Regions from separate parts of the Mus musculus genome. Here all the other regions are linked to region 4. The links are chromatin loops, found by intact Hi-C in ENCODE. Cell type or tissue: heart. All regions are shown on one strand. Region 1 has its middle 6.4 kb from the start of Gm32945. Region 2 holds the start of Usp35 (ubiquitin specific peptidase 35). Region 3 has its middle 2.9 kb from the start of Gab2. Region 4 holds the start of Ints4 (integrator complex subunit 4). Region 5 holds the start of Clns1a (chloride channel, nucleotide-sensitive, 1A).

Region 1 (5,000 bases), 56 kb after region 4:
CTGAGTTCAGTACTCAGGAAAGCTGGCTCCTATAAACTTGTCTTTGGCAGGACATGCTACAGTAAGCCAGGTTGCCTGACAGTCAGACCTACAGCCAAGCCAGGGCTTCCCCCAAGCTGTCTTTTGTGTCTTGATGGATCGGATATAGGAGCTTTCTTCTGGAGTCCAGCCCTGCTCTCCGCTCCTCCAGTCTCCTCTTTCTTTCTGTCCCTTTCTTTCTTTCCTGTGTTCTCTTCCTTCTTCCGCTATTTTTGTTTCAGTGGTTTGTTCGTCTGTTTGTTTTTGCGTAGGGGGACAGCACGGTCTCACTGGCTGGCCTGGAGCTCTATATGTAGATCAGGCTGGCATGAAGTCACTGAGATCCACCTGCCCCTGCCTCACAAACGTTGCAGCAAAAGTGTGTGTGTCACCAGGGCTGGCTTCCCCTCTACTGCTTTAACTCACGTCTTTGTCTGGCACTTTTCTCTGTACACCTGCCTTTTCTTTCTCGCTTCTCTGCTTCCTTCTCCTTTCAACGTTTTCTCCCTTGAGCCAACCCTTCTTTCTCTCTCTTTTCCTTTCTGGTGATCCTTGTCCTCCACCTACCACCTCTCTGTGAATCTTTGTTTCTTCAGAGAGATCAGCCAGACCAGGCCCATCTCTGTGCTAGGACCGAATTTGGAGGAAGGTGAGCTGGCCTCTTCCAAGGAAGTGCTAACAGATCACAGAACTGGGCGCTAGCCCATGGTCAGCCATGTAAGCAGCCTGGGCTCCTAGGATTTGGAAACACACATTCCATGAAGCTTGCCTGCAAGGCTTTGCCACCCCACGCCCTGTCACACTGGGTGGATGACTCATCAGATACACAATGGCCGTGGGGAGCAGACTTTCTCCATATGGGCAGGCTCAGGATTCCAAGCAGGGAGCCCAGCAGTATGGCAGGCCAGCATAACCATGCTTCCCACGGTGTAGGATAAACGCCTCCACTCCCAGACATCCCTGTTAAACCAGAGGATCTGAGATGGGGTCAGGCATCTTCATGTTAAGGATAGGGTTGCTCACTTGGCTCTGCTGCCCATTTCTAAGACTTTCTTCTATCAAACCATCCCCGGGAGTCCCATGTGGGCAACAGTGTTATAGCACTGTTTGTTTTACCCAAGGGTGTGTGTGTGTGTGTGTGTGTGTGTGTGTGTGTGTGTGTGTGTGCATGTGTGTGTTCACATGTACACCCACATACCTTTGTACATGTGTCCTTAATATAATATCTATTATCAGAGAATGGCTAAACCAATGATGTCTCCTATTATGAATAATATTCATGCATTAAATGGAATTGAGGTGTCGACAGAAACACGGAGTAGATTATTGATAACCAAGACTTGTGAGAGGGAAGGATGGGAGATTATTGCTTAATCCACCCAGAAGAGAGTTAGTTTGCTTTACTGAGGAAGGGAGTTCTCCATGTAGCCCAAGGTCCCTGAAAGTTCCTGTCCCCTGCTCTGCCTCATCAGTGCTGTGGTTGTAGGCATGGGCCCCGAGGCCCAGCTTAGGCCCAACTTCTCCTCAGGGATCACTGTATGTATGATATTTAGATGCAGCCAACACACACACACACACACACACACACACACACACACACACACACGTTTATATACACACATGCATACTGTCACCAAATTACAACTTAGCATGCACACTTATACAAAAGATGTTCAAGATTAAGTGAAAATGGAAACTGAGATGAAGACACACGGAATAAATTACGGAAGTGTGTGAGTGAGTGTGTGTGTTTGTGTGTGTGTTTGTGTGTGTGTGTGTGTGTGTGTGTGTGTGTGTGTGCATGAGTGCACAAAGAGGAATCAGATCGCTTTCTTAGCATTGTCAATGGAAGTAGGATTGGCTGAGCAGGCAAGGGAGAAACTCTTGGTCCTTTTATAGTACTAAAAAGAAGAATTGGATTATAAATGATTCTGATTTTTTAAAAATTTATTCATTTAGTGGTGTGTGTGTGTGTGTGTGTGTGTGTGCGCGCGCGCGCGTGCGCGTGTGCGTGTGTTCCTATGAAAAAGATTAAACATGCCAAAACCCACCATCCTTGTCTTTAACAATCTCAGAATCAACTGCGAATTTATATTGGGACAGCATCTCAAAATACTTAGTGTAGAACCACAGTGGAGGGACAACTTCGGGGTGTCAGGAGAGGGGATCCCTGGAAGGGGTGGCATTTCAGCTTTAAATGCCAAAAGGTGGTCACCAGTTGGAGAGGCACAGTTCCCAGAATGAGGCCAGCTTTTCAGATGTCAGCCAGATTCCAGACCCCACAGAATATGGGAAGGTGGTTTCCTTAAAGGTTCTCCTGGTGTTAGGTGAGGGGACAGCTTCTACTCCCTGGTTACATAGGGCAAGCCAGGAGAGCTTTGAAAAATTCTCTCAGGGAGTTCAGTTTTCCCTCTGAGGTCAGGAGATGGATTTTAGCCGTTTTCCTTCCTACTGCCTCTTGTCTTACGGGTGGTGTGTCTTGGAGGCATAGTCTCCGCGGAGCCCCACAGAGCTGTCCGGCAGCGCCCTCTGCTGGCAGAAATCAGAGCGGCCGGCTCTCTCCTTGCAGTGTCCTCCCGGGACACAGGCGTTTGGTCCAGATTAGTTTAAACAGTAGGCCTGGCCATATGTAAGTTTTCATTTACTGAATATTTATATACTCGGAGATAATGTAAAGCTAGAAGAAATCAGAAAAATTATAATAGATCTTTTGTACTATGCCATACTATGCCATGTATATAGCTCATGGTATGGTATATATATATGTGTGTGTGTGTCTGTGTGTGTCTGTGTGTGTCTGTGTGTGTCTGTGTGTGTAGATAGATGATAGATAGATAGATAAAGAGAGAGGGGGAGAGAGAGAATATGTAGTATAGTATTGTGTCTGTGCCTATGTATGTGTGGATACGTACATTATATGGAGGGAAGGAAAAGAGAAAAGGAGAGAGGAAGAAAGGAAGCAGCTGATTCTTCCTTAACATTCTGAATTTAAGATTATTCCCGGCCTGGAGAGATGGCTCAGCGGTTAAGAGCACTGACTGCTCTTCCAGAGGTCTTGAGTTCAAATCCCAGCAACCACATGGTGGCTCAAAACCCATCTGTAATGAGATCTAATGCCCTCTCCTGGTGTGTCTGAAGACAGTATATTCACATATATAAAATCTTTAATAAAAAAAAAAAGATTATCCCCAACTTCTTCTGTATTGCTAATTCCACCAAGTGATTAATCCTTCCGGAAACTTCTCCAAACTGCAAAGCTAAGGTAAGCACTTTTTATCTCCATCTGCCTGTGCCTTTGTGTTCAACCATTTCTACTGAAACAGCACATTTGTTAGTGTGCTGTCTGTCTGTCCTTCCCTGGTGGCCTCTGCCTCTGGGCTTCCAGGGGTCCCAACCATGAGTGGTTTTGGAAAGATGGGAGGATTTTTCTCCTACCAGCTGCCATCAGTGAACAAGCAGATGACTATGAGTCTAAAAACACATCTCATGTGCACACAAGCAGACCTCATACACACACACACACACACATACACACACACACACACACACGTGCACATACACGTTTGTGGGCACATGTCCCTCCACTTAGGCCAGGACTTGACACCGGGGTGAGGTCAGGTTAGTTCACTGCTAGCAGAAAATGAGGTCAGGACGGCCAGTGAGGCCAGAACAAGGTTTTGGACTTTACTCAGCAGGTGGTTCTCTGGACAGACTTTGTGACATCTCCTCATTCTCTGGAGGTGACCTAGGGCTAATGTAAAATGACCCACACAGCCTTCCTCGTCCTGTTCCACCAAAGCCAACTTCTGCCCTCCCTTATTTGCTGGACTTCAACTCAAAGCTTCAATTAAGTAAATATGAAAGGCTGTGAAATCAGAATTCTAAGAGGCAAGAGTACAGCAGGCATAATAATGACCTTAAAGATTCTGTCCTCTAACCCCTGGGACTATGACGGCCTACATGCCAAAGGGGACTTAAGGATGCAGAAGGAAACACAATGGCTAATCAGCAGACACTGACACAGCATCTGGGACTATCCAGATGTGCTCAGTGGAAGCAGGTAAGAAAGTCAGAACAGGGGAAAGAAAGAAGGCAACAAGGAGGAGGGAGCAAGGCTGTGACAGGAAGAGAAGGCACTTCTGATGAAGGAACACAGAAGCTTCTAGAAGCTGTAAATGCATCCCCTCCTCCAGCCAGAAAGGCCTGCATCCCCCCCTGATAGGCCAGTGAGATCCATTCTTGAACTTGGACCTCTAAGACTGTAATATAACAAATAAGTCTGTGTTCCTCTGAGACGCCAGATTTATGGTCATTTGTGGACAGCAGAGATACAAAACTGACTGAAGAAGCATGGGAAATATTTCAGAAGGCAGGAATGGGGTCCTCACACTGCAAGACTGTCAGTGCAGGGCAGAGTCATGTGGAAGCCAGAACAGGAGCCTGGCCCTGTAACATCCTAGCTCAAAAGGAAGAAGGTCCAGGGGTGGCTCAAGGGCCAGAAGCCTGAGAGCGTTTGGAAGAACGTTGTCTATTGGCTGAGCTTCATTTGTGAGCTCCTGGATCCTTTGATTTGTTTTTTTTTTTTTGTTTTTTTGTTTTTTTTTTTTTTTTTTGAGACAGAATAGGTTGTGTAGCCCAAACTGGCTTTAAACTCAAGATCCTCCTGCCCTTACCTTCCTGCTGGGTATGTGCCACCCCAGCCAAGTTTATGGATCTTGATCAAGGTCGCCTCCATCTCCAACAACTCCTCCTAACACTTGCCCAGAGCGAACAAAAGCTTCCCAATCACCCCTGGACACGGGCTAGGGTCCTCGCTTGGGGGCTGGCCCTTGGCGGCAGACCAACAGTTTTCTGAAATAAGGGCAACTCACTGAGGAAGGGACTGACCAAGGCAAAGGATGCAGGTAAGGTCTTTGTGTCCTGGACTTCCCAAATGAACTTTCTCTGGCCAGTTCTTCACTTGGGGGAGCCCAGCAAAAGCA
Region 2 (5,000 bases), 150 kb after region 4:
GAGAACCAATGGGACTTCTGGGGTAGAGGACAGCATATGGTCTTTGCCCAGAGTCAGTGTTTGTGGTAGGCTCTCCGAGGGAAGATGGTGGCGGCCAGGAAAACCATGACAGTTCAAACTGTGATAGTTACTCAACATGCTAATTTCTACTCCCCCCTCCCTCCCTCTCTCCTCTCTTTCTGTATTTCAAGACTGGGTTTGTCTGTGTAGCCCTGGCTGTCTTGGAACTCACTCTGTAGGCCAGGCTGGCTTTAAACTCAGAAATCCGCCTGCCTCTGTTGCCCAAGAGCTGCGATTAAAGGTGAGAGCCACCACTGCCTCATGAAATAGACACTCTCGTAGGCTTTATAGACCAGCATGACAGGCCCTTCCCTTCCTCTGCAACTTGACTTCTAGCCTCCCCTTGGCCAGGATTTTGAAGGAAAAATCTCATCAGGCTGCCAAGCCTCACCTGTAGCACCCACACCATCCTTTTTGACTCAAAGCACTTTATGCTCAGTACTTAGCACAGTACTTTATGCTCAGTACTTAGCACAGTTAACCTAAGTAGGAGCCTGGCTTCCCTGCTGAAGAAATCCCTTGCTATCCCCAGAAACTGGGGCTGGGCAGGGAGTAGGGAAGACATTTTTTTTTTTTTTTTTTAACTTTGTTTAGTTAGACCTATCTTCACCTTCCCGGACTTGTGCACCAACAGGACTATTTATGTCCCTGTTTTGGAGATAAACACTTTAAAACTTTTCATTTTGAAAATACTCCCTTGAATTTTCACTTTGGAATCAAATGTGTAGGACAATGTCTAATTGGCTGTCATGCTGCCAAGGCCATGGTGGCTTCCACTGTGCAGGGGAAGGGACAGAGCACCGGGTTCAAGTGAGTGACGACTGCCGATCACCTAGCAGCTTCCCAGCCTTACCCAGGGTGATCTCCAGGATAGGGCTTTGGCCCAGAGCTCTGCAGACTTCCCCTTCATCCTTTCACACCCAACAGCTGACGGCCACCTTGCCCTGTCCTATCTCTGAGAGGCCTACAGGCTGCTCCCCTCAGTTCACACAAGGGGCACTGGGATTTGTGCCCATCAGGGCGGGGTGGGGGTGGGCTGGAAGAAGAGACCACCCAACCTGAGGCATTTCCTTGCTTGCACAGAAATGCTTTGTTGAAGATGGTCCCAACACCATCCCTCAACCGCAGGCAGAACTTTCCCTAGCCACCCTGGCTCATCTTGTGGTTTTCCTCAGGCACCCACACCTCCTTTCAGCTTTCTCTTCCTGTGGCCTTCCCACTCCTCCCAACAGTGATAACTGTAAACAAAGGGCTTTCAAATAGCTCCAGCCTGAAGACACCATAGAAGGGTTGCCTTGTAGCTGGGCATTGAAAGTGCTAGGGCACAGGTCCTGGAGCACAACTTTGGATGGGTGGGGCATTGGATTGCCTTGTAGCTGGGCATTGAAAGTGCTAGGGCACAGGTCCTGGAGCACAACTTTGGATGGGTGGGGCATTGGGTTGCCTTGTAGCTGGGCATTGAAAGTGCTAGGGCACAGGTCCTGGAGCACAACTTTGGATGGGTGGGGCATCACAATGCTTGCTTCTTTCCTGTCACCCCAGACCAAACCTCTGTTTCCCCTGTGGGCAGAGAAAGGCAGGGTCTTTGAAGGCTTTTGGGGGCAAGTCACTTATCAGGTGTGTTGCTCAACTGGAAACAGTTATCACGGTGAGGCCTTGGCGGGATGTGAGTAGAATGAGTATGTGTGTGACGCACTGAGCTCCAGGGATGGGCTCTTTATTTCTAGTCACATGGAAAGAATGGTGCTGTGTACATCCACACGCCCTGGGTTCACTAGAGCTGGGAGGGGTCCCTGTCATCCCTGTGGTCCGCCTCGCGCTCGCCCACCTAACCCAGCACCCACTCCTCAGCTCTGGAACCGGTCCCTTCTGATCAAACAAGAGGTCCCCTTCTCACCTAGAGACTCGGCTCCTCTTCCTAACCCACCAAAGGCTCCTCCCACAGCGCATCCCTTTCTCCAGCCCCGCCCCTCAGGTGGTTCGGTCTACCCCCTCACCCCGAAACGCGCCCCTCCCCCGCGGCCACGGGCGGGGCTACCCCATTTCACAGATGAGAACAGCGAGGCTGCGACAGATGACCTTTCACGGCAGGACAGGTGCCCGGAAAGACATGTATGCGTCCGCTGGGTCCAGAGCCCTCCCCGAAACCCCTGCGCACCGCACCCACCTCCTGCCCTCGCTCGGCAGCCTCCCCTCCAGCCAGCGCAGCTTCGCTAGGGGGTGGGCCGGGCTGGGGCAGGGGCGGGTCGTCCCGGGCCGCGCGCTGGCCGCCGGGACTTGTAGTCCCCTCTGCGTTCCTTCCTGTGCCGCGTGCCGGGCCCGGACTCCACCTCCCAGGAGGCTACGCGGAGAGCCAGCCCCCTACTGGCCCGCCCCGCCGGCACTGGGACCAGCTGGCCTTAAAGGGGACGCGGCCCGACTGGGAGCTCGCAGGGTAACCCCCGCTGTGGCTCCGCCCCGTTTCCCCGCACCTCACCCCTCTCCCAGTTCCGTCCCGCAGCTCTGAGACCGCGCAGTTGCACTGCCCAGGTCCATCTAGGGTTGTGCGGAGCGGGGTGGGTGGAGTTGGACATCACAAAGTAGCAGCAGCATCCCTGCGGTCTGGGACCCCTCGGTAGGGGAGCGGAGGACCCGCCCTGACCTCGACTGGCCCAGCCTAGTCTAGTCCGGCCCATGCGCCCCGCCCAGGAGTGGGTTCTAAGGTAAGGCCCTCTGAAGTCTAGGAGTTAAGGGGGCTTTGGGTGTTTGAGTGCTCATGTCGGGGGGCGGGGGCAGTGTCTGCACTCTTGACATTTCGAGTGCTCCTTACTTATCTTTAGGACTCTGAGAGCACGAGATTGGAAGGTGGGGGATCTAGGTGCTTCTGGGCCTTTGCTGTGTGACCTTGGCCTTCTAACTGCCCCTCTCTGAGCCTTAACCATCTCCTTCATCAACTGAGTAGTTCCAGCTTCTGTACCTCTCAGTCCTGAGAGCAGCCACAACTAGAACCATGACGCCTGGCAATCTTTTTGCGGAGAACCCCCAGTCTGGGCTAAACAGGCGTAAGGAAGGAAGAGAGGGGGCCCAACTGGAGTAGACACTGAGGATCCAGAGGCAGTCTGATCATCTTTGTCCTGGAGTCCGGGGGCCTTGACATCGCTTGCAGATTGCAGAACTGAAGCTTAAGCGCCTGTCCTCCCTCAGAGAAAGTCTGGGCTGGGAGTGGGGGCTGGGTTAGCAGAGGTTAGTGAGTGGTGGCTCTGTAATCAGGGGCGAGTGTGGACAGTCCCAGAGGGGACTTCTCTTCATCTTCTCTTCCATCTCTCTAATTCCTCTTCAGTAACAGGGTTGTTCTTGCCTGTCACTAGCAAAGCCCTCACTCCTGTCTTTCCAGGACCCAGCCTGGGGCTGGTCGAGGCCTCCTAGGGGGAAGGGTGCCATGCTAGGGTTGCCTTGGTAAGACACTGAGTTAAAACACATTCTGCTGCCAAGAGACCCGAGTGAACCCTGGCGTCCATAGGAGTCAGGGTGTGGGGGCATGAATGTGAGGGGCTGAGAGGACAGCAGATGAACCCCCTCCTCCCCAACGCAGGGCAGGGACCTGCAGACCCTCCCTCCTCCCCTTTGAGGAGATCTGGGAACAGCAGATCCAGGGGCTAACCAGGAGCTGGGGTTTCTTATTGTTTTTTCTGCCTTGTTTGTATGGGCCATTTCTGGAATGGCTGAGTCTTCTTTGGCCTCTGTGAGGTATCTCGCAGATGTTCAAGGGTCATGGATATTAGAGTCCAGGCCCAGGCTGAGGAGGGACAGGGACTGGCCTCAAGGTAACTCTGTCTCTGGATACTACTTTTCTGGTCACATCTTTGATTTTTATCTCGTTTTGTTACCAAATGTCTCTCATCAATATCTAGGCACACCTAGATACATGGCCACCTCTGCCCCTGGGCACACTATCATCCTGGGCGCTGTGTACAGAACAGGATTGGATCTACTTCCTCCAGAGTCAGACCCTAGCCAGGTAGGAGAGAGAGCGTGCTGGAGCAAGTTAGACTGCAGAGGATGAAGGAGCCAAGGCGGCCTGGGAACCGGAGCTTAGAGACTCGCTCTGTGGAGGGACAGGGAATGGCTTGTGAACTGGGCATTGCAGGATGAGTCAGAATTAGCCAGGAAAGAAGAGGCAAGCCCTTTCCCATAGAGAGGACAGAAACAAAACAAAACAAAACAAAACAGCCTTTCTCCAATTTCCATCTATGCCTAATATCAGTGTGGTGTCACATAGACAGCCCAAGTGGCAGGCTTTCGAGTATGGGCTTTGACTGAGGGGCCTAGTGGCCTTGAGGGTCTGAGTAGCCAGGCAAGAGGGAACTTTTCAGAAATGAGGTTAATCTGATGGCATTGCTGAGGGAGAGAGGCTGAGGAGGTGATGGAGGTTGAGCTCAGGACCCCCCTAACCCCCATGGTGATAGGGAAGAGCCAGGTTCTCCGAAGCACAAGCAGGGGACTGTCAACACACAGCTGAAATGCCAAGGGTTATCCATGAGGGACAGATGAAGGCTCAGGGCCTTCTGGGTGGGGTGTTCCCTCTCCCGGGTTCCTGGAGCATCCACACAGAGTGTGCCTGGACACCAGGCTGGCAGGCTGGCAGGCTGGCAGGCTGAGGGCACAGACTCAGGGTTTGGGCAAGGGCATCAGCCATGCTGGGGAAAGGCCAAGAGGTAAGTGGCCAGTCACCTTCCATTTGGGTTTCAGAGGCTGAGAGTTGAAGGGGTCTCTTTCTCTGTCACCAAGGCTACCATGGAGGTGGTGTCCAGCGCAATTAAAAATCTGGACTGCTGTCCTCCAGGCCTTGTGACAGGAGGATGGATCGAATGAGAGAGTGAGTGAGGTTCAGGAGACTACTGTCCTAGTCCAGGCAAGGAGTGAAGAGAAGCTGATGGGGGCGGGTTGGGGGAGTGGGGGTG
Region 3 (5,000 bases), 400 kb after region 4:
TGCTCAACCCCTCTTCCCCAGCGTCGTGGAAGAGTAGGACAGAGATCCAAGGACTGCTCCGGTTTCCTGTCCATTCCCACAGTTTCAGGTTTCAGTAAGTCCGATTCTGGCTGAAATGAGTCCTGCTTCACTGTAAGTTAACTCTCACATCTCTAGGCCAGAGAAGCAGCAAACAGACATACTGTGTGCTGGGAGCTTACTGCATTCACCTTCCACAGCGATTATCTTCACTGCCTTACAAATTGGATAGGTCATAATTATACCCATTTTACAGATAGCCTGAAGCCACACAGCTGACACAATGCAGGCCTTTCTAATCCAGGTGTTTTGGGAGGAGGGGAGGGGAATCTTCTCTCCTGTTTTTTTTTTTTTTTCCCAGAGTGACATTACTGCAGTAATGTCTGTAGATCAAAGGGTGCTTGGGGGGGGGGTGTGGGGGGACTGGACGGGACTAGATCTTATTGCTGAGAAACAAAGTCCAGCTGGCGCTCTCCCATAGTGCCTCTGGGAAAACTGAATCCAGTAAAAGGAAACTGTAAGTTTTGCAGAACACAATGAATTGGAAAACAAGGAGGTATAAAAGAACAAGAAATTGTGATAAAAATGTCCAGAGTTTCCACTCATTGACTTTATAAGAGATCTCTCCTATATAAATGTGAATATAGAGATCTTTTTCTCACTGGCTTGTGCTGAGAGGGTTGAGATAAAGGACCAGGAAGCAAACACCCAACACCAGTGCTCCAGGGGGAAAGTGGAGGAAAAAGAAAAGCAAAACCAAAACCTTTGGTAAGAGTTCTTTTTTTAACTCACAAAGTACCTTTCCAAACAGCATTTAAAAGGTAGGTTCCCTTCTAGTTTCTCATGAAGTTGCTTAGTAACCCACTTTATCAACAGGGAGTTGTGTGGTTGATGCATGAACCGGAGAGGCAGCATCTTGCAATGCCTCAGCATAACCTTTGTTTTCTGGATTATTTTAGTCTTCTCTCTGGGTGCACCAAAGCTAGTTATTTTAGATAGTTGGACATCTTTTAGTCTAACAGATTTTGTTTGGATTGGGGAATCTTTAACCATTTCAATTATAAAAGCTGATTCCTACCTGTGCTTAGCAATTCTAGTCACTCTGAGAGATGAAGGGACCTTTGACCCATTCCACTGACCTTCAAGTATCCAGAGTAGCTCCACAGAACATGAAGCTAGAATGCTTAGGCTGTATCTGGGACCATAATCACCCTTGACTTTTTAATTTAGGGATTCTTAAGCCACCACTAGAATTATGGCCATTTTAAAACCTCTGGCTCCCAGGACCTTAAACACTTTGTGAGACATAAATATCAAAATACTTAGTCTGCCAAGTCAACCAGGAGGCAGTGACTCCCAGTCACAACAAAGCAACCCTGATTCCATTCACATTTGAGTCCTGGTGCCAAATCTCCAGGATTGCAGCCTGAGAAATCTGCAAAGACTGGCTGCACCTAGGGTTGTGATGGAAGTCAAGCAGACATATGCCCTACCCTCTCCTAGGAGAGCGGGAATACTAATCCGAGAATTGTGAGATTTAAGACACAGGCGGGGAGACTCATCAACTATTAGTCTGGGTTGGTTTTGTTTAGCAAAGACGGGTTGTTATTTTTAAGTTCATGAAATTGGCAGTCTGGTGTTATGTGATCAAAAACAGAAAGGGTCTTGAAATATAACAGTTACAGAGCTCCGGTTTGGGGAATCTTCAGAATGTCCCAATCCTTCTCCAAAACTCAGCAGGGGCTACACATAGTGCCCCTGCTCTTCTGCCCTGACTTTCATTGTCTGTCCTTATTAGTGGGTGCCCAGAGGTGCTAGCTGCACACAGGGAGCATGACTGTTGTTGGGCTCCCTGGCTCTGTCTTCAGACTCTCAGAAGTGCGTGAGGCCTGGAGACAGCCCTTGGACAGAATGTTCCTGTCTGGACTTTCACTATGTCCTCTCCATTCGCTGTTGTGTCCCCAGCCCCCCATCTCCCTAGAAAAAACTGGAAAACAAATTATGTGAATGATTTATTAACGTGAAGATGGGCGCCATCTATTGGAAATAGTTAAAATGACACCGACCCCTAAGCCCTGCAAGGACATGCTTCGCTAGATTGTAATTTAGGCAATTTTGATTAAAGACCACTGGTATTTCCTAAGAGGAATTAATAGCCAGCCCCAAGAGTTCTTTGGGACATTAATCCCATATTCCCATTAAGTTCCCAGGAAATGAACATTTTAGGGGAGGTTGTCATGCAGAGATTTAAAACAAGCACACATTGTGTGTGTGTGTTGTGGGGGGTAGGGGTGGGCAGACACCACCTATGCCTTGTTGCCATCTCCTCCACAAAGCCTGGGCTCTAATGGGTGAGTGTGGCTTTGAATGTTATGGGAGGCAGCCTGCATTCGTGCCTGTCTCAAAGCTGAGGATTTGTGGCCAGCAGCAGGTGCATGGCTGGTGGAAGGATCCCAGGAATGGGTTGAGAGAGCTGGAAAGAGCTGTCCTCAACTGCACACCAGGCTGGAGTGATTAAAAACCATTCTCACGAGGCTTGACGTCAGTCGTTGGCCTGCTAGTGGGGTTGGATGTTTCTGCCTTTTCTTCCCTTCAATTGAGAAGACAGGTTCATTTCAGAGCAGAGTGCTGCCTGTGCAGTCAGTGTGAGCAGATGAGCCATCTCAGCTGGTGACTTTCGGGACACACACCTCTCAGGGATGTTTGTTGGGTGCCTCCTGGTTGTTTAGAACCAACTTTATTACCCTCATCAACTTACCATCTGATTACCCAAGGCTGAGGATGGTGGGCTTGGGGTGTGATTAAGACTTAATTTGGTTTCTTCTCTATGAATTGTTAAATAAACTTCTTTGAAAAGCTTAAGCTAGTCCAGTTTTCCACTCTTACCTTTGTCAATAGCCATCACCAGCCAGGCACCATGATGCATGACTTTAATCCCAGCACTCTGGGAACCAGAAGCAGGTGTGTCTCTGTGAGTTCAAAGCCAGCCTAGTCTGCACAATGAATTCTAAGACAGCCAGAGCTACATAGTGAGCTCCTGTCTCAAAAACTGGAAAACAAAACAAACAAAGGACCATTGTTACTTCTTCTGTGGTATTAGCCTCCTAGGACATGGCTTCAACAGCGCTGAGGATGACAGTGTTACTGGAGTCATTAGATGAAAACCTAGTCCCTGGCAACCTTAGCAAGCTACAGTCATCTGTCCTCATATGACAATAAAGAGACCATTAATGGTGAAAAGCTGAGAAAGGAAATGTATCCAGAGTGGCCATACTGAGAAACAAAAAGCTACAGTGACCTAACTCCTAACCCCAAGTCCTAACCCCAAGGAGAACACTGACTTGAGGCTTAGGTTTAAATAGAGGGTAAAAGGCATAAGTAACTAAGTTACTTCTACTAATTATAGTTATAATTCTAACTAACCAGGTGTGGTCCTATCAATCACCGGCCAATCATTGTCTTAGCTCCAGTTTATCTTGGAAGTTGTCCCCCTGTATAGACTCTCTTGCTAGGAAGCAAGTCCCTTCTTTGGCTAACACATTCTTCCTGCATGTCTTCATTCCATTGTTTTAATGATCTGATAGCTCAAAGGAGGGAGGCATATTAGTGTTTCTTTAGATTATCTTTTGCTATGGTGGCCAAAGCAACATCACTGTTACACAGATCCTGCTGCAAACCCACTTGCCACAGTCTCCTAAAACTACTGGGCTCTACAAACAAGGACCAGCTCCTTACCTGCTCCACAGAGAGGCAGCTCAAATTAGACCTTGAAGACACGTCAAGACCCACTTCCCCAGCACTTACCACACTTTCTTTACTGCAAACAACCAGTTATGAGTTCCTTGAGGGCAGGAGTATATCTTAATTTTTGAGGCCAGATTCACAATACATGGTCATTCCTTTAAAGGGGATGACAAGGATGACTGTGGACTACTGGGAACACCCAGAATCCTAGAGAAGTCCTACTGTAGCCACTGCCTAGATGGACAGGCTGAGCAGATGCAGGGGCCCCTGACCCATGAAGATGACTGTATAGCTTAAGAGTGTAGTTTAGGGCTACAGAGCTGACCTAATTAACAGCTGTAACTCTTGAGGAGTTTCAAAATCCACAGTTCCTCTGACCTTTTGGCTTATACCCTCAGGCTCCAGAGAGCCAACTCTGTTAACCTTTGGTTTCCAAATCCAGTTTTCTTCCTCTTAGGGAGTAAGCATTGAATCTTTCTGGTTATTCTAATGCCTGGCTTTACTAACAGTACTTCAGTTCTAGCACTAAACTTCTCTACTCTCACAGAACTAGGAAAGGAGGAGAAATCACATCCCCTGATTCAAAGTGGCTTCACTGAGCATGAGCAGAGATTGCTCTTTTGGGCGTGATGGCTCATGATGCTTGTAATCCAGCACTCAAGAAATAAACAGCAAGATTGCCATGGGTTGGAGGCCTAAGCTATGAACTGCTAGGCTTGCCTGGCCAATGGCAAGCCCCCCCACCCCCAAGGAAACACCACTTCCCCTGCACAAGTTGCATTCCATACTATGTAAGTCTGCAGCTTGTCGCTCTGTACGTTTCGTTTTGTATGGAATTAAAAAGTCCTCAGTTGATCCCCCGACCTCATTTAGTACTTCTTTCCAGGTTCCCAAGATGACTGGCCCAAAGCTTGTGAGAGGATGTTGAATGCTTTCAAAACTGGCTCTCTGGGAGGGAGGAGGTTGCTTTAGAGTATTCGCCAGTAAATACTCATCCGTCCTCCACCCGCAGACCATCTCAGGTTATCAATTAATTTAATGTCCTTGAATACAGAGTCCTTGGAGATGCTCACAAACACACCATTGTTATTTACAGCATAAAGATAAAGACATAAAACACAGACACATTATGTAAACACATGATTTCTAATCAGCTTTTTATTTAATTTTTTAGATAGGGCCTCACAAAGTAGCTGCATTAGCTGTTTGCATCATGGTGACACAACTTTAGAGAAGAA
Region 4 (5,000 bases):
AGTAAGGAAAGCTTCCTGACCCTTGACTCATTCAAAAAGTCCAGAACTTACTACATTAAAAAAGGAACCGTAAGATATTAATTAAAGCCAATGCTCAGTTATACACGAGGGCCGCTGGGAACGTAGCTCGGTTTGTAGAGTACTTGCCTAACATGCTCAAGTCCCTAGGTTCAATCCCCAGCATAAACCAGGAAGTGGAGGCAGGAGGTTTAAAATTCAACCTTAGCGACACTGCACCTGGACTGTATGAGACCTTGTCTTATTTGTTTTGTTTTGTTTTGTTTTTCCCCAAGACAAGGTTTCTCTGTGTAGTCCTTGCTGCTCTGGAGCGTGCCTCAAACTCACAGAAATCCACCTTCCTCTGCCCCCTAATGATGGGATTAAAGGCATGTGCCAATCCCCCATCCCCACCCCTCTGAGGTGGGCCACCCCAGCTGAGACCTTGGTTTTTGTTTTGGTTTTAAAAAAGAAAAAAAAAAAAAGAGCTGGACCTGCAGAGATGACTCAGGGGCTAAGAGTGAATTCTTGCTCTTGCACAGGCCCCAGGTTCAACTCCTAGCACCCACCTGGTAACTCACAACTGGCTGTAATTTCCGTTCTAGGGGATCTGATGCCCTCTTCTGGCACTGCACACGTGATACACTGACATTCATGCAGACAGAACACTCATGCATATAATATAAAGAACAAAAAATGTAAGCTTTTGTAAGAAAGACGAATAAAGAGAAAGCCAATTTACCAATAGCCGATAAACAAACATGAGAAGACGGCAGTATGAGATCACTGAAAGTTAGAGCTGGGCTTTAGGAAAAGGAGAAAATGCTAAGGAGAATGGAAGAATACCGACTCGCCAGTGTAGTTCTCTCTGTGACGATAACAGAGACACTGCCCTGGCTCTCCAGTTAGACTATGTACTCCCCAAAAGCAGGGGTTCTGATAGACAACGACTTCCTACCACACATGGTACACAGAAATCACTCAAGTATTTGAAAATACTTTAATTTTTTCCTGTTGAATTAATGAATGAATGGAAGGTTTAAGAGTCATTTTCCATCAGGCATGGTGATGCAAGCCTTTAATCCCTGCACTTGGGAAGAAAAGGCAGGCTGATTCCTTCCTGTTCATGATCAGCCTGCTCTACATAGTGAGACCCTGTCTCAAAGAAAAAAAAAATTTTTTTTTTTCCTTAATGAGACCACTCTGCCTAAATATCTAAGACTGCTGGGGATCCACTGGCATAAACCCCCGGGCCTGGTCAAAATGCAGATCTTGCCTCACACCACCAACCTATTGAACATAATCTGCATCATAACAAACTCCCTAAAAGAGCGAGATCTGTAACAGCTCGGTGGTAGACCACATGCCTCAGCATGCATAAGGCCCTACACTCAATCTCCCCTACTACAAAAAAGATAAAAAATTTAAGTATTCCTCAAGACGCGTATATTTTGTATGTATCTGTGTACATATGGAAATTTAAGAAGCAGAATACATCGCTTCTACAGAGACACTGTGGAGCACACTGACAGTTCTGACAGGGGCTCTCTTGGTCCACCTATGTTTAAAAGAGAGAGGATGATAGGTTTGCCGTCCTGTGACTCTTGCCTGCTTGGTCTGAGCCTTGAATTCTACAGACCTTTAGTCAGCTTGGGGTTTTGCATACAGCTCAACTTGTCTCTGAAAGTTAGAGGTACACGAGTTAAGAGGAGTTCTGCCACCAACTGAGGACAGGAGAATGCAAATATAACCGATCTGGCACAACCGAGCTGTGAGACATTAAAATAAGATACCTGACAGTTTTTAAAACTATACAGCACGTTGTCCCAATGATTTTGTTTTGTCTTTATCAAGTGAGCTGGGAGTGTGACTTTGGGATAGAGTGATAAGTTAGCATGCTTAAGACCCCGAATTCTAGTCCCAGAACTTTAAATACAACAACAACAACAAACCCCAAAGTCAGAGTACACATGAGAACAGCGGCCTCGACCTAACACGCCCCCTGCCTGACGCGCAGCCTAGGAACCTAAACCTAAGCCGGCTACACACAAGCTTAGGCGCTGATCTGGAGAACAGCCTGGGTGCGGACAACCCTCCCGCGCAGACTGGTCCATGGCTTTTTCTGCCAGCGCTTACCTGAACCACTTTAGTGAACTCCTCATACACCCGCTTTTTCAGGTGCGCCGCCATGGCTGCACCGGACCTTCTCGGCTTCTGTACTTGCTGAGAACGTGGAGAGAAACCTTTCTACAGCACCGATTTCGCTGCAATCCCACAAAGCAGTGGGGTTGCTGGATAGAGAGGCCTCTTCCTGAAGCTCCACTGCCCAGTGAGTCGATTGGCTGCCGCTACTGCTGGGAGACGGAAATTAGAGTGCATCCTGGAAGATGGGTGGAGTAAAAGGCGGGGCTGGTGGGAGCTGGAGGCAAAACCCGGAGCTGTATCCTGGAGGTGCCCTGCTAGAATCTTAGGGTGAGTGTTGCCATAGTTCCAGCTCCTCCCCGAAGTTCGTTTTACTTTGTTACAGTAATTTAGAAGTTATCCATCAATAAGAAAGAAGAAGAAGAAAAACGGAAAGATAAAGAAAAGAAAGCCAAGAATCTTCCTGTTGAATCAATGAAAGGTTTAAGATCATTTTTCTGAATGGTACTACTCTGCAAGTCTGAAGATTTAAGAATGCTGGTGGTCCACCCGGAGCCAAGTCTCTATCAGGACTGTCAGTGTGTTCCACGAATCTCTGGTGAAGAGACTAATGCTTCCTCTGACAGCTGGGAAACAGTGAAAAAGAATCTTGAGACTGAGGATGAAGCCACGTGTTGTGGTGTCAAAAACCAGGAGCCAACACTGAGATATAGAAAGGCAAAAATGTTACCATTACAGACACACCCACACACACACACCCACAGTAGAAGGATGAGGTGTCCTCAAAGTCTTACAAAGGTTCTTTATGACTTTGGCAAGCAAGCAAAGCTTAATAAAAAGGGAACTTTATTATGATTAGCATTTAGCATAAACTCAATTACAGGTTTTTAACTTCATTGTAGTTGGTAGGTTTCAGAAAACCTTGTTTTTCAAGTTAAGTCTGCTTCTCAGAAGGTCTTTGTAGTCTTTCTTTGGAAAACAGTCTACATAATAGAAAGATAAATCTCATTTTGCCTAAAAAATGCAAGTACAAATATCAAGACCCTGGAAATAAGTCTAGAACATGAACAATGAGTAGAATAGAGTTCCTGTTATTATTTAACCCTTGTTAAGATCAATAATGAAGGAAGGAATAAGAATGGAATTGCTGTTATTATTTAACCCATATTAAAGTGAATAGTGAAGGCAGAAATAGGGGAGTCAGATTCTAACACAACACTCCTTTAAGACTCTGGTACTTGAACAAGTGACCTCCACGACAAGCATACTGATAATCCCTACCTAACAAAAACATGCTTACAGTGTAATGAAACAATACAGAAACAAGAACACCCTGCATCTGAGATATGTGGTGCTCTTGAGTTTTACAACTCACCTGTTCTTTACTTTTTTAACCAAAACATGGGACATTTAGAGGAGGGAACAGGAAGTTGGTAGGTACAGAGGACCCAAAAACACATAGATTATCTTTATCCTATACTATACGTAGGAAGACTGTGTTACAGCTCAGATGGAAAGGTGTCCTGGCAGTTAGGAGTCAAGGAATACCACAAAGTCACATTGCACAACAAACCTCACACGAGATTTGTTGGCAGGGAAAATCCCAGAAGGCTGACTGCCAATGCTTGAAAAAAAAAAAACAGCAGAGGACTGAGGAGAAACAGGGTTTATATAGGATTCCTGGGGTGGTGTGTGGGGAGCTTTCCAGGGTGAGGATTGGGGGGACTTCAAAACTCGAGCTTTTTTTATTTAAAAAAAATTATTTTAACTCTAGAGTTGGGGCTGGCTGTTGGGTGTTCTGTGGGTGGAGCCTGGTGGTTGAAGGTCCCTGGGGGTGGGGGCAGGCCTGACTCTTCATGCACCTCAAGGGGCTTGCAAAGACAGATACCTAAATGGCTTGTTACAGAGCAACCAAAGTGCTGGATAAAGGAATGTGGTTCAAAAGGACCAACTTTCCGCAGGAGGATTTTTCATCTAACTTTTAAAAAGTACATTTTCCTGAGAAAGAGAAGGAAACAGAGCACACAACGTGTCAAAGAAAATAATTAGCAAACGGTACATTGAGTAAATATTAGCTGTTTTTATCATTCCAATATTTGAATGTTCTATCTAATCCAAGTTGGTAGACACTGTAAAACCACTGGCTGGTGGGTTTGTACCTGTACTCCCAATCCCAGAGAGACTGAAATAGAAAGCTCTCCTATGGTCTAGCCTAAGCTTTATAGCAAGTGTAAGGCAAGCCTGTGCTAGCCATAATAATATAAGTCATATCCGTCCTTCTGGACACTGGAACCATCTATTTAATCCTGATGGTATTTTAGGGACCTACACCTTTTTTGTTCCCCTGTTGTAAGTGTAAGGAGGCAGCTTTACCAGCCTCACCGAACCACACCAATTATATCACTCAGGCTCAGTACCCACTCTCCCCACAGCCTAAGGGGACTTAAGCCTCTTATCTCTGATGTCTTAAAAAAGAATCATCTGTGCCCAACTTATTCTGACTTTAATAATCTCATGCTCAATGGTTAATAAAAAACCCAATGGACCCTCCCACTTGGTTCAGGATCTCTGACTTCTCAACTCAGCAGTGGTTCCCCTTCACCCCGTAGTATCTGACCCCTATTCTCTGTTCCCCACCTTCCCCTCAGAGAGCTCTCATGCTTCAACAGGTTCTCCTCCATCTTCCAGAATTAACTCATCCCTTCTCTCTCCATGTATAAAAAAGAGGGCTAAGCCTTGGGGTCCTGGATTACCATCTGGGAACCTTCTTTTGTTGCCATTGCATACTTATCAAAAAATTGGACTATTCTATCCAAGGATTGGGTTCCTTGTCTGCACAGTGAACTTTATATATGCAAATC
Region 5 (5,000 bases), 220 kb before region 4:
TAGAATATTTATAGACTTAGACTTACTGCTGAATAAACTCACCCTTTCCTGTTCTCTCAAAGCTCTAACTGGCTGGTTTAACTCAGCTGTTCTGGTGCAAACTCCTCTCCAAGCTGACTGACTCAATCGGGTTTCTCTCAGCTTCTGACTGAATTGTTCTGCTTGACATCAAGGTAACTCTAGCAATCTGTCCTGATCTTCTGGCTCCTTCTTTTTCTCTAACCTGTCTCGGTACAACTGTCCCAGTAAAACCGCCTCCTTCCTCTCTCTGAACTGCTCTCTCCAGTAGCTTTCCTTTCCTCTTTTCTCCCGAAGGTTGGGCGTATCCTATTTGGTCAAATCTTTCTCGGATTTGATCATTTTTTCTGCCACTCAACTAGACATCACTTTCAAACATGGTGCTTCCTTCCACAAACTAACTTTACCTTCACTATTTGGGATTCAAGGTGTGTACTAAGGCCTTGTCTGTATTCCAGCCAGAGGCAATAAAGATGTGGACTAAAGGCTGTGCCACACCACACCTAGAAAAAGGTTTTTATCTAGTATACAATCTCATTGTTTACAGTGTGATCAAACATCCTGCAACACAAGGCAGATTTGGAATCAATAAGTAGGTGTTTACATACCCATTGTAGTCAGCTATATAGCCCAGAAGAGAGGCCAGGGAAAGTACCTTAGAGAGACACATGCTTCAAGAGTCTTCAAGTCTTTTGAAAGAAGACTTAGGAGAGAGAAGGAATGGAAGAAATAGACTGTAAACTGGAAAACATCTGCTGGGTATAAGCAGTAAGATCTTTGGTGATCTCCACAATTTCTTCTGCATGTGGAGTGGTGGAACACAGATATATTCCTAACTTTGACAAGATCCATTTTATTTGCCCATGTGTATTAGTCAGGGTTCTCTAGAGTAACAGAACTTACAGAATGAATGAATGAATGAATGAATCTCACAACTTCTTCCCTCCCATCCCTTTTCTTTCTCCCTCATGGCTACTCCAAACACATATACCAACCAAACTGCGCACCCACCCACATTTGTATTTCTAGTCGGTGTCTAAACACCCAGTCCCACTATCCACACTGTTCTCTGAACAAATAGCTCTTTACACGTTTATACCCTGGGCTCTGTAGTAGGCATAATCTTGGTCCCCAAGAGATTTGTTTTCCAGTGCCATGAAAGAAGGGACTTTGAATGTAATTAAGATTACTAATCTACTGATGGTGAAATAAACGAGATAGCCTGGATTTTCTAGGCAGGAGCAATGTTATAACTCGAGCTCTTAAAAGCAGAGGATTTCCTTTGTGGCCAACAAATAGAATATAGCAAAAGGTAAACCAGAGACTCTGAAAGACAGGAAAGAATGAGAAGAGAAAGAAAGAATGAAAGAAAGAGGGGGGAAAGGAGGGAGGAAGGGAAAGGAAAGAAATGGGGAGGGAGGGCGGGTGAACAGGAAGGTATGGGGTGGGGGTAGGAGGGTATGAGCGTGTATGTAGTGTGTATTTTAGTGGCATGTCTATGTTATTGTGAAAGTACTGAATCCTGCAGGTAGTGAAATAGAAGAATTCCTTCCAGGACCTGCACATCCAGGAGTCGGGTTCGGCTGGTTGTGACTCCGCCCTGCGTGGGCCTGAAGATGGTCCTTCCCCCCAGCCCCCACAAACACACACACTTGAAGCAGAACATCCCAGCTCATTAACCAAACGTCGTAACCCGTCACAATCTGAGCTACATATTCCACGCAGGGAAATCGTCTAGTTGACACGACCATTCCGAAAGCTAGGCCCACGGAAAAACTAACCGAGGCTCTGCAGACTCAAAACTCAACGTGACCACGCGCCAGGCTTGCAGGAGACAGGCCGGTTCGCACAGGTCGTTAGGGAGAAACGCGGGCTAGGGGACAGAACCAGCCGAGCTCGGGAGGGGACAATCCCACCCTGCCCGCACAATAGCGCCGGCCGGCTGGTCGGCGCCCCCCAACCTTACCTCTCCGCGATGTAAAGCGTGCCGGTGCCGAGCCCCTTCCCGTTCAGCACAGCCTCGGTGTCTGGCTGCTGCAGCCGGAGCCCGTCGGCCGACCCAGGCGGCGGGAAGCTTTTGAGGAAGCTCATTGCCGGGGAAAGCATCGCTCCACGCGAACCGAGAGAGGCGAGTACCGCAATCGCGGCTCGCACGGAGCTGCCCCGGAAGCAGTAGTCGTAGCCCGGAAGAACAACTTTCTCAGCGAGGGCCTTAGCATGCGGTTGACCATAGAGACGGGATGTTCTAGGCAACTCAGAGGTCCGCAGCGAGCCGGCTGGCTTTTGTCACGTGGCATCGGTTCCCCTTTCCCGCTCCTCTAAGGATGCTTAGAATAATCGAGTGTTTTCTATGTGGTTCTCTTTGAAGGTCATAGGAGCAAACCCCGAGAGAGGATGTATAAGGAATACCAAGCCTTTCCCAACAAAAAGCGGGAAGGGACCCAGGCCCCAGGAGTCCCTCGCCGAAGGAGGACTCACAGAAATAAAATCCACACGCATCTGGAGATCCCAAGTCTCCCGGCTGGGTGCACGAGTCTACCCTGCTTCCGCCTCGTCAGGCCTGTTCTCCTTGGGTTCACACAGCCATTTACCAGACCTCTTAGTCCCCACGTCGCCGGAGAGATCGAGCGCCCCATCCCCACGAGTCATGCCACGAGCACGAAAAGGTTACATTAATGATGGACAGTGCGCAGCAAGACAGTCAAAAGACTGCCCGAGGGAAAGGTAGGCCACTGGTTAGGAACCCTTGCCTTCCCTGTTCGCTAGGTCCCAGTGAATAAGAGCAGTGAAAACCTACAGGTTTGGTGAATAGAAACCCATAACAGAGACCTATAGACCACACAGCATACGGACTTTACCTCTTATATTTCTTCATGGATTCCTTCGTGGTTTTTGAGACAGGGCTTCTTTAAGTATCCCAGGCTGGCTTCCAATACATAATCGATTTGCACCGAACTCCAGTTTACTGGTACTACTATGAGCACCCATCACCACACTTGCTCAATTAATTTTTTTCTTTATGATACACAATATGAACACATTTTCTATTACCCACTTTAACAGATGGGACCTGAGGCATTAAACTCACAAGCTAGAGTTGGTGGATGGAATTCAGTCAGTTGACCTCTAGACTCCACTTTTTTTGGCTGTAGAATTGTAATATCTATGGGGCTAAGGCTGTTTAGGTTGGATAACATACATGGAGGATGTGATAGCAGTTTTATCTTTCTTTCTCTTCTTCCTCCTTTTTTCCCTTTGGATTCTTTTCAACAGAGGAATCTAAAGATTTTTTTCCTCACATATATGTATATACCTACCTACATACAGTCAGGTGTGAGCCACCCTGCCTGGGCGCAGTGACCCTATCTGCAAAGGCATTAGGCAGTCTCACAAGCTGACCCATGTCTCCAGTCAGTTCCAAGTGTTACGTTTTAAAATTTAGTTTGTTGTTAGTGAGACTAGGAGGCAGGTCCCCTGAACAGGAATGAGAAGGTGGGAGTGGAGTAAGGGAGGGGATGAGAAAAGATTCTAGAACTCTCTGAAGGTTAAAATCCTCGTCATGTGGATATAGATTGAGAGGAAGAATTTGTGACGATGAAGACAAGAATAGACAAAGAAGAGAGGTTAAATATCGTTTCTAAATTTCCAGTTTAAAACGTTGAGTAGGTGTGCTTTCTAAGTGGTAGATTTCAGAAAGAGGTTTTCAAGGTAGGTTCCAAGGGTAGCAGATAGAGTTCTTGCTGGATTAGCTTGGGTTGAATCCCCAGTACTTAAAAAGAGTAGCCTATGAGTCTGATTGGAGAAATGGTTAATCTGAGACATTCCCTAAGACATTTATTTGGTGAAACAAACAGTGCTTGGTTCAGAAAAGGAGCCCCCATGTATGTCAGAGAAAACTGGCAAGAACCAGTATAGTAGTTTCTCATCAATTTGTCTTAGTCTTCAGAATCATTTACATTGTAATAGCCCAATGGCAAGACATTTTATACAAGGTGCTAAGTGAAGAAAGAAATCTTAGCTGTGAAGAAGATCCCTCCAAGCACTGGGTGCCAGGCTCCAGCATTTTAATGCAAACCATCACCTGGAAACAACTGACAGAGCCCCGTAAAGATAAGAGGTTATAAGGGTTCCTGCCTTTGGGTAACAGTAAGAGTTAGGCTTACAAACCCACTCTTACTAGACCAGAATTACTACTATTAGAACATAGGGACATGTTCTAATGAGGTTTGATCATTATTATGTTCTTTATTTTTGGCCCCTATAGTAGAATAAAATGATTTGTTTGGAGAGGTCATAGTACAACGACAGGTATCCCACTAGAAAATAAAATGTTAAAGAACAGACAAAACAGGCTTGTAATAGAAAATCAGAGAACCGAAGTGTGAGGGTGTTCTCTCCTGTTGTGTCAGCTTTCTGTAACAGTTTCTGACCGTGGAATTCAGTTGTTGCCACAGAGCCTGCTGGCTTCTTGGAATTTCTCTTAGAAACTAGTGACATTTTTGTAAGAACTTTTAAATACAGTTTAATAATTCCATGACCTGTTCATTTTAAACACCGAAAGTCGAGCAAGAGATAATTAGAAGACAGATTAAATAGGAACATACCCATCTCTTTCATGCTTCAGAGAAGAACATTATATAAAGAAGAATACTCAGAAGAATGGAGATGAGAGACAAAGAGAACTGAAAAGAGAAAGGCTCAAAAGCAATAGGAAAGCTACCAGGTCACAGACACAGACAGGGGTTAGAATCTTCTAGGGGTTAGGCTAGAAAGATGGAAACTGAGTCAGGTGGCTCTGAAATGGGCAAGAGGTACTGGACAGGGAAGGTGGTCTGTACCACAAGCTTGTCTTGTAGGTTCTAGCTAACTTTCCCTAGAGATGACTGTATGCACTAGTGATGTATACACTAGGCCACATCCTCTTAGTGCTCTTTCTCTGATTGTCGTTTAGACTTTGAATAACCTTGAACTTATTGTCAGAA

The links. Hi-C counts contacts between places; a loop is a spot of excess contacts. Peaks named below come from ENCODE experiments on the same cell type or tissue, not always from the same donor. Only the 100,000 strongest peaks of a DNase experiment are listed, where the experiment ranks them.
Region 1: it touches region 4 in a loop (4-fold over the local background); 20 of 42 quality-filtered maps call a loop at or near these places.
Region 2: a loop joins it to region 4, with 3.0 times the contacts of the local background. A loop is called at or near these places in 3 of 42 quality-filtered maps.
Region 3: it touches region 4 in a loop (4-fold over the local background); 2 of 42 quality-filtered maps call a loop at or near these places.
Region 5: it touches region 4 in a loop (12-fold over the local background); 11 of 42 quality-filtered maps call a loop at or near these places.

Annotation. Positions count from the first base shown.
Region 1 is chr7:97,422,579-97,427,578 of GRCm38, reverse strand. No RefSeq gene overlaps it. Among named protein-coding and RNA genes, the nearest start is that of Gm32945, 6.4 kb to the right of the region's middle. In heart, a CTCF peak has its summit at 2,553 (motif pointing left); a DNase peak (open chromatin) is centred at 2,548.
Region 2 is chr7:97,329,599-97,334,598 of GRCm38, reverse strand. Usp35 (ubiquitin specific peptidase 35) reads left to right here and starts at 2,490. Exons shown (of 11, transcript NM_001177412.2): 1 at 2,490-2,762. It overlaps Kctd21 (potassium channel tetramerisation domain containing 21), which reads right to left and starts at 2,276. Exons shown (of 2, transcript NM_001039039.3): 1 at 2,228-2,276. In heart, a CTCF peak has its summit at 2,437 (motif pointing left); DNase peaks (open chromatin) are centred at 958, 2,368, 3,108 and 3,538; H3K4me3 peaks cover 1,987 bases; H3K27ac peaks cover 1,264 bases.
Region 3 is chr7:97,076,302-97,081,301 of GRCm38, reverse strand. No RefSeq gene overlaps it. Among named protein-coding and RNA genes, the nearest start is that of Gab2, 2.9 kb to the left of the region's middle. In heart, a CTCF peak has its summit at 2,065 (motif pointing left); a DNase peak (open chromatin) is centred at 1,941; H3K4me3 peaks cover 328 bases; H3K27ac peaks cover 338 bases.
Region 4 is chr7:97,478,284-97,483,283 of GRCm38, reverse strand. Ints4 (integrator complex subunit 4) reads right to left here and starts at 2,328. Exons shown (of 23, transcript NM_027256.2): 1 at 2,134-2,328. The coding sequence starts at 2,187. In heart, a CTCF peak has its summit at 2,045; a DNase peak (open chromatin) is centred at 2,333; H3K4me3 peaks cover 1,839 bases; H3K27ac peaks cover 1,093 bases.
Region 5 is chr7:97,693,854-97,698,853 of GRCm38, reverse strand. Clns1a (chloride channel, nucleotide-sensitive, 1A) reads right to left here and starts at 2,197. Exons shown (of 7, transcript NM_023671.2): 1 at 1,985-2,197. The coding sequence starts at 2,124. Rsf1os2 (remodeling and spacing factor 1, opposite strand 2) reads left to right here and starts at 2,387. Exons shown (of 3, transcript NR_154552.1): 1 at 2,387-2,742. In heart, no CTCF peak of the experiment used is centred here; a DNase peak (open chromatin) is centred at 2,213; H3K4me3 peaks cover 2,119 bases; H3K27ac peaks cover 1,951 bases.